Regions from separate parts of the Homo sapiens genome. Here regions 1 and 3 are each linked to region 2. Evidence: chromatin contacts called from ENCODE Hi-C or POLR2A ChIA-PET data. All regions are on one chromosome and are shown on one strand. The core of a region is the stretch at or near the end of the contact, and the rest is flanking DNA. Distances in the headings are between cores, read along the strand shown. Region 1 overlaps BTBD9 (BTB domain containing 9). Region 2 overlaps BTBD9 (BTB domain containing 9). Region 3 has its middle 24 kb from the start of ZFAND3-DT.

Region 1 (2,700 bases), core at 96-2,595, 280 kb after region 2:
TGCAGATTACCAGAAAAGCTCCCTTAGGCCAATCTAAAATACTCCTATTCTTGAAAAGACATTGATTTCTCACAATGAAAAGAGATCATAATTCCACTTTTAATAACTACTGCCATAGAGTAAACACTTATAATATTCTTGGTCTGCCAAATAAATACTGCAAGGCATCTGGGGGCATACAAGCATTGCCCCGGATCCTATACCAAATAGTTACTAGGTAGCATGAGGGAGTTTGCTATCAAAAGGATAATAATAACTAGCTATTTTTTCCCTTTTCTGCCTACCCAAAGAATAGAAAAGTTTAAGCATGTTTTAAAGAATCATACCTTTCACCGAAACCGACAAAGCAACTCTATATAATGTCAAGAACAATGGCTGTGGCCTTGCATCTTGTTTCCACCGCTACAGATCAAAACAGGCAAATAACATCTCTGTGTTTCGTTTCTTCATCTATGAAATGAAGATAATTGTTCCCATCTCATGGGAATGTGGTGAGGATTCATTGTAATGATGCAAATGAAATAACTAAGCCTGACTGCCTGAAACTCACACGGGAGATCTTCAAAGAATGTTAGTTCTCTTCTCCATCTATTCTTACCAACAAAAGAATGCAGAAGACCTATTTTCACCAGAAGGAGGACTGGAACCAGAGTTAGCAGGTATGGAGTCACATGGGTGAATCAATAAAACCCACTCAAAATTTCATCTATGAAAAACCTGTCCTTCTTTATTATACATTAGAAGACCCAAAGATGGTTCTGGAAGCAAACACACTGAATTCTGGAAAGGGGAGGAAAAGGAACAGAATTGGCATTTGTTATGTGCTTCATGTGCTACTGGTTGCACCCAGCTTTTCTATACATAATCGTATTACTTAAGGCACCACAGAACTCTATACAGCAGTTAGAACTGTGATGGAACCAGTGAGGCTGGCTTCCTCTTATCCAAGTATGACTGGAGGACAGGGCTCAAATGACCGTGCAGGTGCATCTGGGCGGGGGGGCGGGGGTATAACAATGAAGAGGAGGTGCAATAACAGCCCCGTGGGGATGATGACAGACAGAATATGCTCATGAATAAGAATGTCTTACTTATCCCATCTTAATTACTTTCTTCTGTCTCTTTCTTCATGTTTAAGTATTAAGAGCAGTGAGGTGGTAAGAAATGGTATGGGAGTCATATCAGAATCCTTTGGAGAGAAGAGATGGGCACATGTGTCATCTAAAAAAGCATTTTCAAAATTATAATAAAATACACAACATTTGCAAAGCAGGCTTTCTGCCCGTTGTGACCGTGAAAACAAAGCAGCTGAAGAGGCCTGATGTGAAAGTGACCTCCTCTGTGCTCTGTCACTGGCAAGAACAGGAAAAACACTTGGGGCAAGCAAGCCAGCCCCACTTTCACACATGACTCACACGACTGAAGGAAAGAAAGGGCATCCTTCTCAGGCTGTCACTGCCTTCTTTTATTACAATTCTTACTTTTTATAATATTTTAAATAATATTAAAGGAGATGTAAGATTTGTAAGTTTATCAAAGAGACATGAGTTTTTAAATGTTGAGAAACACATTTTTCTAAAGATGCAAATCAGCCAGGCGCAGTGGTTCACACCTGTAACCATAGTACTTTGGGAGGCTGAGGTGAGAGGGCTGCTTGAGCCCAGGAGTTCAAGACCAGCCTGAGTAACACAGGGAGACTCTGTCACTACAAAAAAAAAATTAAATTAAATTAGCTGGGCACGGTGGCACACACATGTAGTCCCAACCACTCAGGAGGCTGGGGCAGGAGGACTGCTTTAGCCCAGGAGGTTGAGGCTGCAGCAGGACATGATCACACCACTGCACTGCACTGCAGCCTGGGTGACAGAGCAAGACCCTGTCTCTTAAAAAAAAAAAAAAAAAGAGAGAGAGAGATGGAAATCAGCTTCAGGAAAATGAGAGGGTAAAGGGAAAAAGGACTCAATGGACAATTTTAAAAATTCGGGCTTTTGGCTAATGGTCATTCCAATTAAAATGCAAATGAATGAGGCTTCTAGCTTTTGCCAGCTTGCCAAGTACCCTATGACTTACTAGTGGCAACAGCCATCATGCCTTCCCTTGCTACGTTAGTGTCTAAAACAATGCCCTAAAAGCTTAAGAGAGCTGGTGGCAGACAGCAAAGTAGCCAGGGCCTAGCCACATGCTCTCACCAAGATCCACCCTGAAGGTGAAAACTTTCAAGCAGGGAAGCAAAGGTACCAGCATGCCCCCTTATCAACATGGGAAATACCTTTTTCTCAAAAGACAAATGCCACAATACAGAACTATGACCATCTAGCAAGCAAATGACAGATGGGTCTAGACACATAAGGTAAAGGACAAAATTGGTTTTGGTGACTCTCTGAATATTCATGGAATCTATAAAAGTCCAATTCTTTTAGGATGCAGTCTGTTAGAAATGAATATGCAACTGTACCAAATAAAAACAGTGTATTTCTCAAAATGCACACAGGGAGGGGACTTTTCCCACCTCCCACTGCTGTCACAGGCAGTTGCTGTATACGATCTAGTATTATCTGAACTGTATATTGATTTGTGATTTATATTCTCTAATGTAGGTCCCAAGGATACACTTTTTTTCCCCAAACTGTACTTCCTCTGGAATTTCACACATCACAAAAGATGCAACATTCAGTAAGATGTTTCCTAACCATAGCATTA
Region 2 (2,700 bases), core at 134-2,633:
GAGCTGAGATAGCACCACTGCACTCCAGCCTGGGCAAAAGAGCGAGACTCCGTCTCACAAAAGAAAAAAAAAAAAAAAATTCACTCTAGGCTATGTGCAGTGGCTCACACCTATAATCCCAGCACTGTGAGAGGCCTAGGTAGATGGATCACTTGAACCCAGGAGTTCAAGACCAGCCTGGCCAACATGGCGAAAGCCCATCTCTACTAAAAAATACAAAAATTAGGGGGGTGTGGTGGTGCATGCCTATAATCCTAGCTACTCAGGAGGCGGAGGCACGAGACTCGCTTGAACCCAGGAGGTGGAGGTTGCAGTGAGCTGAGATTAAGCCACTGCCCTCCAGCCTGGGCAACAGAGCAAGATTCTGCCTTAAAAAAAAAATCACTCTGGCTCAACCTTGTCTGATGTTGAACAGGAATATGGGGCTATATTTGTGTAGTTAACAAACTCTTGCTGTCACTTGCTTGAGGCCAAAATTCCTAGCTGTTCTTGGCAATAAACACTCAGACCAGATTTCAGGAGCTAGGCAGAGTGTCTAGACCAACATTTTGCCACCACTGTGTTGAGTCCACCAATTGACTCTTCTCGTGTGACTGACCCATGGCTGGGTGATGTGGGGAAGGGAAATCAGCAATTTGCTGATTCTGGCAACTGCGTAGTAACCTGTTGACCCACCAGAAAAATTATTATAGAAACCATTTAACGTGGTCCCAGGAGAGGCTGTGGGGTCCTGTCCTTGGTGATGTTAAAGAGGGGCACAGGAGTGGCCCTCCCTTGGTGGCCAGGAGAATGTTAAAGCCTGGAGCTCTTTCTGAGCAGGGGCTCTCCACCCATGGTGCAGGCTCTGGGCTAATCACTCCCATTCCTCAGCGATGGCTGCTGGGTAGAGTGAGGTGGACGCAACACTGGGCAACACTGGTCTGTGCTGAGGGGCCTGCCTGGGGCTGTGGTTTCATGTGTGTGAAATTCCTATACAGAACAAGCTGGGCTACTCTGGGCCAGCCTGCGCTGGGGGACAGGAAGGTTGAGAGGGGGTGACACAGGACTATGGGGCATGACCCTGCACAGGCTTCACAAACTTTGATTTGCTCCCTGTTGCTCAGAAAGTTGTTCCTACTTTTGACCTCTCAGTACCTAGCTTAGAGGCTTGGGAATTTTGCTGAAATTTGCCTGAAAAATAACAAAAACCAGGGTGTAGGTCTCCACTAAATGGCAATGGCAGAGCCAGCCGCTTGGCCACACCCCTTGCCAGCAGGCATCTCTGGAGGCTGGTGAGGGGAGGGAGAAAATTCAGTCTGCTGTTCCCCAGAGGATTTCCTGCCCCCAGAAAACACAATGCTAAACAAAGTTATTGATTTAATGACGTCAGCAGCTCCTTTCAGCCTGTGAGGAGGGCAGGTGAGCTCTGAAAAGCCTGCTACCTCCAAGGAGACGGCCTCCTCCTCCTGGCTCCGTGTGGCTGTCCAATACCACCCCCTTCTCCCCCAGCAGCGCATTCCCTCCCAGAAGCACCCTGGAAATGTGAAGACTAGGCATGGGCAGGAGCCAATTTTCAAATGTTAAGAATTTGGCAATTTCATTTCCTAATGTTTTAAATACCAAAGGGATTTAGAATACAAAGAGGACTAACTGGCCCCTGAATTTCAGGTGTTTTTTTTTTTTTAAGGCTGCTTTTGTGGAAATTAATGTCAAAAGCCCATGCAAAACAAAGCCCAGCCCTGACCTATGATCTCACACACAGCTAAGCAAGCAAGTGGCCTTCCAGAAGGATCACCAGACGGTCTCAGAATCAAACCTGATCAATTTCATACCTAAAAGTTACACTAAACCCCTGTGGGTATTTTAGATCTAATGACAAGCCAAATTCGTTCAGCACCTGACAGTGGGGAGATATTCAGTAAAAACTTTAAAAATAGACTCTCCCTCTCCAGCCATTAAGGGCCTGATATTTGCAGCTGAACAGACAGGAAGTTGGGAGCACTTGGGAGAGCTTAAAAAAATCTCTGGAGTAAAAAAAAAAATGTTTTCCTATGATGAAAACCATTGCCCTTAGCACAGAGCGGCCCAAGATTAGCCTAGAGCTATTTAACACACTGGAATCTCTGAATATGAGTTCTGTAATAAAAAGGTGACAAGTCTTTGAGGCAGGCCCCATAAAGGCCCTTTCCGGGATCTGCATTAACTGTCACATTCAACACAAAGCACTGCATTCAAGACAGTGAATGATCTGCAAGCCAATGTGAGGCAGTATGTGGCATGTAACAATCTTTCTTCTGGGACAGTTTCTGTCAATAAAAAAGTTGAATTAAAAAAAATAAAAAAATCATGGCTGGGCGTGGTGGCTCACGCCTGTAATCCCAGCACTTTGGGAGGCTGAGGCGGGCGGATCATGAGGTGAGGAGATCGAGACCCTCCTGGCTAACATGGTGAAACCCCATCTCTACTAAAAATACAAAAAAAATTAGCCAGGTGTGGTGGCAGGCGCCTGTAGTCCCAGCTACAGGCTGGGACTGAGCTGGAGGCTGAGGCAGGAAAATGGCATGAACCCAGGAGGCGGAGCTTGCAGTGAGCTGAGATTGCGCCACTGCACTCCAGCCTGGGTGACAGAGCGAGACTCCATCTCAAATAAACAAACAAAAATAATAATAATAATAATAATAATTTCTCCCTCTTTTCAAACATTTTCTTGATTTAAAAAAA
Region 3 (2,700 bases), core at 138-2,637, 420 kb before region 2:
ACTGCTAGGGTTGCCTCTCTTCTTCCACAGCAATAGAACTTCCAAATTTGGCTGGGTGTGGTGGCTCATACCTGTAATCCCAGCCCATTGGGAGGCTGAGGTGGAAGGATCACTTGAGCCCAGGAGTTTGAGTCCAGCCTGAGCAACACAGCGAGATCCCCTCTTTAAAAATGAAAATTTATGGGAGGCTGAGGCAGGCGGATCACTTGAGGTCAGGAGTTCGAGACCAGCCTGGCCAACATGACAAAAACATGTCTCTACTAAAAATATAAAAATTAGCTGGGTATGTTGGTGCACACCTGTAGTCCCAGCTACTCAGGAGGTCAAGGTGGGAGAATCACTTGAACCCACGAGGTGGAGGTTGCAGTGAGCCAAGATTGTGCCATTGCACTCCAGTCTGGGTAACAGAGCGAGACTCCATCTCAAAAAATATAAAATAAAAATTAATTAATTAATTAAAATTAAAATTAAAAAAATAGAACCTCCAAATTTTGGCTTAGCACATGACCACCCAGAAGACATTTCCCAGATTCCCTTAGTGAACATATAACAAAGTTTTGGCCAATGGGACATAACAAGAAGTACCATGTGGCAGCTTTAGCAAAGCTTCCTTAAAAGTCATGCACCTGGCCAGACGAGGTGCCTCACGCCTGTAATCCCAGCACTTTGGGAGGCCGAGGCAGGTGGATCACGAGGTCAAGAGATCAAGACCATCCTGACCAATATGGTGAAACCCCGTCTCTACTAAGAATACAAAAATTAGCTGGGCATGGTGGCACACACCTGTAATCCCACCTACTCAGGGGGTTGAGGCAGGAGAATCCCTTGAACCCGGGAGGTGGAGGTTGCAGTGAGCCAAGATGGTGCCACTGCACTCCAGCCTGGCGACAGAGCGAGACTCTGTCAAAAAAAAAAAAAAAAGTCATTCACCCTTTGCTCCCTTCTTCATTCTTCCCTTCATCTCTACCTGGAACAAACATGATGGCTGGAACTCTAACTACCATCTTGGACCATGATAACAAGGGGCACGTCCTAGAGACGGTGGAGCAATGAGCCCAAAGGACTTGATGCGGCAGAGCTGCAATACCTGGACAGCTCACCTCTGGACTTTCACTTAAGTGAGAAATAAACTTCTCTCAGGGCCTCTGATACTTGCAACAGAACCTATTCCTAATATACCCTGTAAGTCTCAGTTTCTTGGTCTGTAAAATGGAGATAACATTTTAAGAGTAATTCTCTGAGGAGGATCAAGGAGGGTAACATACAAAAAGAGCATGGCATTCATAGCATGTGCTAATAAATACCTGTCCTCTCTCCCCACCCCAATGTCTGTACTCATTCAGTACAGCACTGAGCATCTGCTGTGTGTGCAACACCATGCTGAGCACTGGGAATACAGAAATAGAAGGTACAGTCATGACCCTCAAGCAGTGCCCAGGCCATGGGAGTCAGACTGGCAAACTGTCAATATAACAGAGAATACGATTACACACACACTTAAGAATGTTTGTTAGAACTCTGCTTGCAAGCAATAGAAACTAACTTAAGGACAAAGAGGGAAATGTGTTATTATAAAGACAGAGGAGTGTCTTGTGGAATCCAAAGATACCATCACAACTTGGCCCCAAAATACATAGTCTTTGCCCAAAATGAGCTTAGATTATAGGACCAGCCTCAGGTTGAGTTTGACTCAGGCCCCCTACAGACAGCTTTCTCGCGCTCTCTTTCTCTCCATTTCTTTTTTTTTTTTTTCTTTTGAGGCAGGGTCTCACTCTGTCACCCAGGCTGGAGTGCATAGTACAACCACAGCTTACTGCAGCTTCTACCTCCCATGCTCAAACGACCCTTCCACCTTTGCTCCAAAGTAACTGGGACTACAGGCATGCACCACCACACTTGGCCTTTTTTTTAGAGACGGGGTCTCACTATGTTGCCCAAGCTGGTCTCCAACTCCTGGGCTCAAGTAATCCTCCCACCTCGGCCTCCCAAAGTGCTGGAATTACAAGTGTGAGCCACTGTGCCCAGCCTCTCTCAATTTCAAATTCCTAGGTAGAGCCTCTGAATGTCAAAGTTCTGGGCAGGTGCACCCTGATCCAATCCCAGGGTCACAGTAAACTAACTTGGTCCCTGGGAGACCATCCCTGGAGAAGGAAAGAGTGGGGAACAATTTAGGGAATAATAGAGGATTGGGTAACTAGCCCCACAGGAGTGTAAGTGATAAGGAGGAGGAACCACAGAGACCAAGATGAGATCAAGGTGTACTTATTCTCAATTCAGAGTCTTACAACTAATAGTAGGAATAATGATGGTAATGATAAGACCTATGCCATAGCCAGGCATGGTGGAGAACTCCTACAACCCCAGCTACTAGGGAGGCTGAGGCAGAAGAATCGCTTGAGGCCAGAAGTTAGAGACCAGTCTGAGCAGCATAGCGAGACCCTGTCTCAAACAAACAAACAAACAAACAAACAACAACAAAAAATACCCATGTCATATGGAGAACTTATTTGTTGCTGGGTGTTGTTAGAAGCATTTTAAGTGTATGAGCTCATTTAGTCTTCAAAACAGCACTGTGAAGCCAGGCATGGTGGCGCATGTCTGTAGTTACAGCTATTTGGGAGGCTGAGGTGGGAGGATTGCTTGAGTCCAGGAGTTACAGGATATAGTCAGCTATGATACCACCACTACACTCCAGCCTGG

Evidence for each region. Hi-C counts contacts between places; a loop is a spot of excess contacts on that map. ChIA-PET counts read pairs that join two places held with the same protein, here RNA polymerase II (POLR2A). Pooled maps may share reads with other maps.
Region 1: a map of dorsolateral prefrontal cortex shows a loop between it and region 2 (3-fold over the local background). The contact joins two enhancer-like sites. A Hi-C loop is called at or near these places in 1 of 168 maps with a recorded cell type or tissue (dorsolateral prefrontal cortex), 1 of 37 single-sample maps with no recorded cell type and 4 of 50 pooled maps.
Region 3: a map of ascending aorta shows a loop between it and region 2 (2.1-fold over the local background). The contact joins two enhancer-like sites. A Hi-C loop is called at or near these places in 1 of 168 maps with a recorded cell type or tissue (ascending aorta) and 4 of 50 pooled maps. POLR2A ChIA-PET finds 5 or more read pairs at or near these places in 3 of 52 experiments (OCI-LY7, activated CD4-positive, alpha-beta T cell and activated T-cell).

Annotation. Positions count from the first base shown.
Region 1 is chr6:38,494,771-38,497,470 of GRCh38, forward strand. All of the region lies in intron 6 of BTBD9 (BTB domain containing 9), which reads right to left. Among named protein-coding and RNA genes, the nearest start is that of BTBD9-AS1, 15 kb to the left of the region's middle. Within about 2 kb of position 1,346, at least 2 of the 41 ENCODE cell types and tissues checked have a DNase peak (open chromatin) inside an H3K27ac peak, as active enhancers do.
Region 2 is chr6:38,211,373-38,214,072 of GRCh38, forward strand. All of the region lies in intron 9 of BTBD9 (BTB domain containing 9), which reads right to left. Among named protein-coding and RNA genes, the nearest start is that of BTBD9-AS1, 270 kb to the right of the region's middle. Within about 2 kb of position 1,384, at least 7 of the 41 ENCODE cell types and tissues checked have a DNase peak (open chromatin) inside an H3K27ac peak, as active enhancers do.
Region 3 is chr6:37,793,610-37,796,309 of GRCh38, forward strand. No RefSeq gene overlaps it. Among named protein-coding and RNA genes, the nearest start is that of ZFAND3-DT, 24 kb to the right of the region's middle. Within about 2 kb of position 1,388, at least 2 of the 41 ENCODE cell types and tissues checked have a DNase peak (open chromatin) inside an H3K27ac peak, as active enhancers do.